2 separate regions of the Homo sapiens genome follow, and region 2 is linked to region 1. Evidence: read pairs that join two places in POLR2A ChIA-PET (ENCODE). Cell type or tissue: IMR-90. All regions are shown on one strand. Each heading gives the region's core, and the rest is flanking DNA. Links, peaks and the distances in the headings are about the cores only. Region 1 overlaps VEGFC (vascular endothelial growth factor C). Region 2 overlaps LOC105377557 (a long non-coding RNA gene).

Region 1 (2,924 bases), core at 198-2,697:
GAGAGAGGGATGTTTTGAATATTGAAGAATGACAGCAAAGTACAGAGGAAGTAAAGGTCAGGGATATTTGGGGAACTAGAAGCAAACCCTTTGGTGCAAAAGTCAAGAGCTTTAAGGGAAACTGAAGGGAGCATGGTGGGAAGTGTGAAAACCAAAGAGAAAGTCTGAGTTTGAGTTGAAAGCAGCAGGAGCCAATGAAGATTCTTTAGTGGTATGCTGAAAGTGAGGTTTTTAAGGAGCTTAACCTGGCATTGTTGCACAGAAGTGTCTAAGAAAGCTGACCAGAAGCTTCTCAGAAGCTTCTCAGAAGCCATTTTCAACTGCAGGGTTTCTTAAAGTGTCTGGCAGTGACTCTGCCTTTCTCATTACAGTGGCCACCCATATATGGTATTCGAACTCCTCTATATGCTCCTGATTGCTGGCGATGATAGTGGTGATTACTTTTGACTTACTGTAGGCACCCATCATTGTGCTATCTGGATACATTTACAAAAGTATAGAAATAGACATCTCTGCCATTATGGTTTGCATTCCAAACGAAGCAAGCAGTGTAAACAGTGGTCATGCTTAGATACACATACACAGAACCCCCCACACACATATTCATGCATACACCGCTTAATAGTTCTTCAGACTGCCAAGTGTGACTTACGTGTTCTTTCTTGCATGGTTAAGAATTTGTAGACAGTTCATTGAAATAGAATATTTAGACAATCAGAAGTGTACAAGATTAGAATCTCTATATTTGCACACACATTTATTTGTAGGTCAGTGGGCAATTGAAAAAAAAGAGAAGGAGAGAACCCTAAAGTGTCCTGGAAATTCCTGCTTTTTAAAATCTGCTAAAAATGAGACCAGAAAGGTGGGAGTGGGGATGTGAGGAGGTGGGTAAACTACCAAATAAACAATATAAATACTTTGGCTGTTCTTATAAAAGGTTTTTTTAAATATGGTGGAATAATTTACTCAAACTCAAGAGATGCCACCTACTAGAGAAAGGACATACTGAAAGAGGAAATATTCAAATGCACAACTTTGTGTAAAAGGTAATACTTACAAGTTTAAAAGACTCACTTCTAAAGAAGTTTGGCTTCAACCTGTCCTCATTTGGACAGGTGGAAAGATGTATATTTTGGGGTAGACCAGAAAGATGTGGTTTGACTTCTATAGTTGAAAGGTTTCTATTTAGACATTTATTTTGTAATTTAATTTACCTAAAACTTCATCCCTAAATTACCATTTTCTCTTACTTTTATGCAATAGTAAAGTATGCAGTCATAAGTGATAAAGGCTGGGATCAAAGCTAGCTATTTTGCTAACTGCAGAACCTATGCACTCTGTTTACACTGCCTGTGATAGCGCCTGGAAGAACTCACTGCCAATATTTCTGCTTGTTTCAGTCACATAACTGTTGCTTGTGTCAGTGACGTAACTTGTTTAGAGATGCAGTGCAGTGGATAAGAGCACAGGGTATGGACATGCCTTTCTGTATTCATGTCCTGAGGATGCCTCTTAGTACCTGTGTGACCTTGGACAAGTTACTTAGTTTCTCTCTGCTTCTTTGTAGCACAATGAGTAGATGCTAATTTTTAATTTTTAATTTTTTCTTTTTCTTTGTGTCTGTTTTGTGTATTTAGTTACTTTATCTTTTTTTTTTTTTTTTTTTTTTTGAGACAGACTCTGGCTCTGTAGCCCAGGCTGGATGGAATGCAGTGGTGCTATCTCAGCTCACTGCAAGCTCCGCCTCCCAGGTTCACGCCATTCTCCTGCCTCAGCCTCCTGAGTAGCTGGAACTACAGGTGCCCACCACCACACCCAGCTAATTTTTTTTTTATATTTTTTTAGTAGAGACGGGGTTTGACCATGTTAGCCAGAATGGTCTCAATCTCCTGACCTCGTGATCTGCCCGCCTCGGCCTCCCAAAGTGCTGGGATTACAGGTGTGAACCACCACGCCCAGCCTAGTTACTTTATCCTTTTAAAAGTCCTCTTCCAAAATGTAGAATATAATTAATGCCTGCTTAATCAGGTTGTTTTGAGGATAAGAATGTGTATATAGGCCAGGTGTGGTGGCTCACGTCTGTAATCCCAGCACTTTGGGAGTCTGAGTCAGGTAGATCACTTGAACCCAGGAGTTTGAGACCAGCCTGAGCAACATGGGGAAAACCCTATCTCTACAAAAAATAGAAAAATTAACTGGGCATGGTGACACGTGCCTGTATTCACAGCTACTCTGGAGGCTGAGGTGAGAAGATGGCTTGAGCCCAGGAGGCGGAGGTTGCAGTGAGTGAGCTGAGATCACCCCACTGCACTCCAGCCTGGGCAACAGAGTGAGACTCTGTTTCAAAAAAAAAAAAAAAAAAACAGCATGTGCATACATATAAAGCCCTTGGAACCATGATTGGCATATAGTAAGCTTTCTGTAAATTTGTGTTAAATAGATAGTCTTCATGATCAGAAAACAAACAAAGAATATAGCATGTAAGTACTATGTCCTAGACATATGACATAACTGTGATTCTTCAGCACCTTGCAACTAATTTATTAAATTTTTAAAATTATAAATTACTGACAATTTTCCCAATTTCTAAAATATAGCAAGAGGATATAATACTGATGTTTGATTTTGAAACAGGTGAAGGAAATGCAGGGTGTTTAATCATTCAGTGTCTGGAGGCTACATACTGTAGTTCTGCCTATAATATGTTCCCACTTCCCCTGGGTGCCGGGGTTTGTTCCTCTCCTGGAGGGCAGCACAGGTGTCCATAGACCACACCAAACCAAAGAATCTGGGATGATGCTGTCTCCTTATGTGCTTCATTCATACTTAGGTCATTTGGCTGTAAAGGATTTTGGTACACATAAGCTTTTTATAATGCCATATAATTTAATATGAACTCATCTTGAATATATTCAGAGCATATA
Region 2 (2,924 bases), core at 205-2,704, 450 kb before region 1:
TTTCCAGGAAGACAGACCCATAAACAGATAACTGAAGTAGATTCTGGCAAGTGCAATGACAGAAATGTACATAAGGTAGGATGTGAGTATGGAGGAGAGAGATCGAATTCAGCTTGGGAGTGATGTGAAGTTCGATGAGCAAAGGCTCCTGGGGTTGCTGACAGGAGAGCTGAGACTTAAACAATGAGAAAGAATTTTCTAGGAGTAACAGAGGTACTGGTACAGCCAAGCCTCAAAGTTCCCTGAGGACTGGAGATGTATCTGAAATTCAACTCAACAAAACAATTATTGAGCTGTGATGTATGCTAAAGAGAAATACAGTGACCTCTGAGAGTGCTTGATACCTATACTTCCCCTTATCAAGGGGATTAGGGAAAGTGTCTCTGAGGAAGTTACAGACATTAAGCAAGTAATTACAAGTGTGATGAGCTCCACGAAGTGATGCCATGGTAATGCAGAGAAAAATAATTTAACCTAGTCAAGAGGGCCAGGGACTGTCACACAAAGAAATTGGTGTTTAAATTGAGACCTGATGGATAAGTAGGATTTAACAAAGAAAAGAGAAAGAGAAGCAATGGAATGTAGAGAGGGAGAAAGAGAGACTAAGAGTAAGCCTGAAGGAAGGTACATGTAAGGACTTATGAATCAGGTTAGGATTTTACAATTTGTCATAGATTCATTGGGGACCCTTTGCAAAATTTTAGGTTTGGAAATAACATGACCAGAATTTTAATTTTAATCCCTCTGGCCATAGGAAGTAGAGATTAGATTAGAGTTAGGTGTTAGAATTAGGAAGCTGGTGAGTATCCGAACAAGACCCTGACTTGGGCTGGGTGGTATTAGCGTGCATGGAATGGAAACAGTCCCTTCAAGAAATATTTAGAGGGTAGAATATTTATTGAGTTCTTCTTATGTTGAAAACACTATGCTAAATTCTGAAGATGCTATAATGTATGGCACAACGCCTGGCACATATGTGCCCAAGTATTTTTAAGTTGGTAAATTAATGTCTGAGATAGAGTAGCAAGAGATAATGACATGGGCCAGATCGTGGAAGTGTTATACATGTGTCGTTTCAGTGTCATAAACAAGGGTACTCTGACATTTGCACATTTGTATTTTTTTAATTTTTTAAATTAATATTATTTTTGAGACAGAGTCTCGCTCTGTCGCCCAGGCTGGAGTGCAGTGGCGTGATCTCGGCTCACTGCAAGCTCCGCCTCCTGGGTTCAAGCCATTCTCCTGCCTCAGCCTCCCGAGTAGCTGGGACTACAGGCGCCCGCAACCACGCCCGGCTAATTTTTTTTTGTATTTTTAGTAGATACGGGGTTTCACCGTGTTAGCCAGGATGGTCTGGATCTCCTGACCTCATGATCCGACCGCCTCGGCCTCCCAAAGTGCTGGGATTACAGGCGTGAGCCACCGCGCCCGGCCGCACATTTGTATCTTACTGGGGAGATGTTTGGCTGTTTCAAAATGAATTAGGGGAGATAAGATGCTAGATAGAATCAAAGGAGGCCATTGAAGTAAAATATAATGGAACGTAAACCAGTCAAGTGATAGGAGATACGGAAAAGCAGAAACACGTGTAAGAAATAGTAGGGAGGCCAAATTAGAAGTGATGCTTGAATGAGATAGAGCAAGAAAAAAATAAGAGTCAAGTATGACTTCCCAGTTTCTGATATCAAAGCATGAAAATGATAAATGTGAGTCTGGTGCAAACAACATTCAGGTGGCAAACACGGGGTGAACATGCCAGAGCTACTTATTGGTGACTGATACATAATTCCATCCTAGAATACCCTGCTAGTGAAAACCCAAGTATAATCCTGCTTTAATTTTTACCTGATTTTTCCCCATGATTAACCCAGGTTTTAATTTGTATTTTAGTCATTCACGATGATTGGTTCACTGCCATTTTTCCTGATGCTTTAATATAATGTGTGTTGGGGGTGGGGGGCGGATCCGAAATAAAACATTTTCTTAGGAGATAATTTGTTATTTGTCTATGGCTTTTTTTTCCTGTTAGTATACTTTCTTTCTTGTGTAAATTGTTCATGTTTATGAGCATTGGACCAACAGCTACCTAATAGTTGTTTATTTTTGTATGATGAATAGCTTTCAAACTGTTTATTGTATTGATCGGATTACAGTGAAAACTGCACAAGAACGCTTCCCACAGTGCTATTTTTCTCACATGGTCACCACCAAGCAAAATTACATTCTGGGTAAAAAGGAAGAAATACATGAAACGTACACTCTCGAGACCAACAATAAATAATTGCAAAATAATTTCCAAATCCTAGACTCAGTTCCATGAAATATAACTCACGTCCCTTGGGGTTTCCAGCACTTTACCAGTCCTTGCTGAATGCATTCTTTGTCACACATCTTGTGATCCTTCACACTTTGGGGTCACGGTGTGTGAATTTATTTTTGAAAAGAGATAAGTTTAATTTCATAATAATATAACAGGTATTGTCAGTATTCCTATCAAGAAAGAACTGCTCACAGAACACGCAATAATGTGTTTATTTAATAATAATAACAATAAATACCCTTCAGAAAACTGGTTTCTGTTTCTTACTCCATTCCCTCCAAATATCATACAGTTTTAAAGCTCTGTTCCATACCTGCCTAATTTTTATAAAACTTGACTCACTGTTCCTCTAACATACTTTGCTGGCTTAGATTTCATATTTGATTAATTTATAGAAGAAATTAGAATTTTAGAACAGACAGAATTAAAATACACAAATGTTTATGTTAAATGAATAGAAGAGCACTATAAGCAAAACATTTTTACACCGAGTTTATTTAGTGCGAAAAAAGAAGAAAAACATAAAACATTTTTGACCCATCAACTTTGCCAGCCAAGTTAACAGCACTGCCTGACCTACCTTCCCTGCGGTCTAATTACACTA

What was found. ChIA-PET counts read pairs that join two places held together with the same protein. Peaks named below come from ENCODE experiments on the same cell type or tissue, not always from the same donor. Only the 100,000 strongest peaks of a DNase experiment are listed, where the experiment ranks them.
Region 2: POLR2A ChIA-PET joins it to region 1 with 14 read pairs; 2 of 35 experiments call an interaction of 5 or more read pairs at or near these places.

Annotation. Positions count from the first base shown.
Region 1 is chr4:176,783,503-176,786,426 of GRCh38, reverse strand. All of the region lies in intron 1 of VEGFC (vascular endothelial growth factor C), which reads left to right. Among named protein-coding and RNA genes, the nearest start is that of VEGFC, 8.0 kb to the left of the region's middle. In IMR-90, for the core only: no CTCF peak of the experiment used is centred there; a DNase peak (open chromatin) is centred at 1,396; H3K27ac peaks cover 51 bases.
Region 2 is chr4:177,229,611-177,232,534 of GRCh38, reverse strand. All of the region lies in intron 1 of LOC105377557 (a long non-coding RNA gene), which reads left to right. Among named protein-coding and RNA genes, the nearest start is that of NEIL3, 79 kb to the left of the region's middle. In IMR-90, for the core only: no CTCF peak of the experiment used is centred there; no DNase peak of the experiment used is centred there.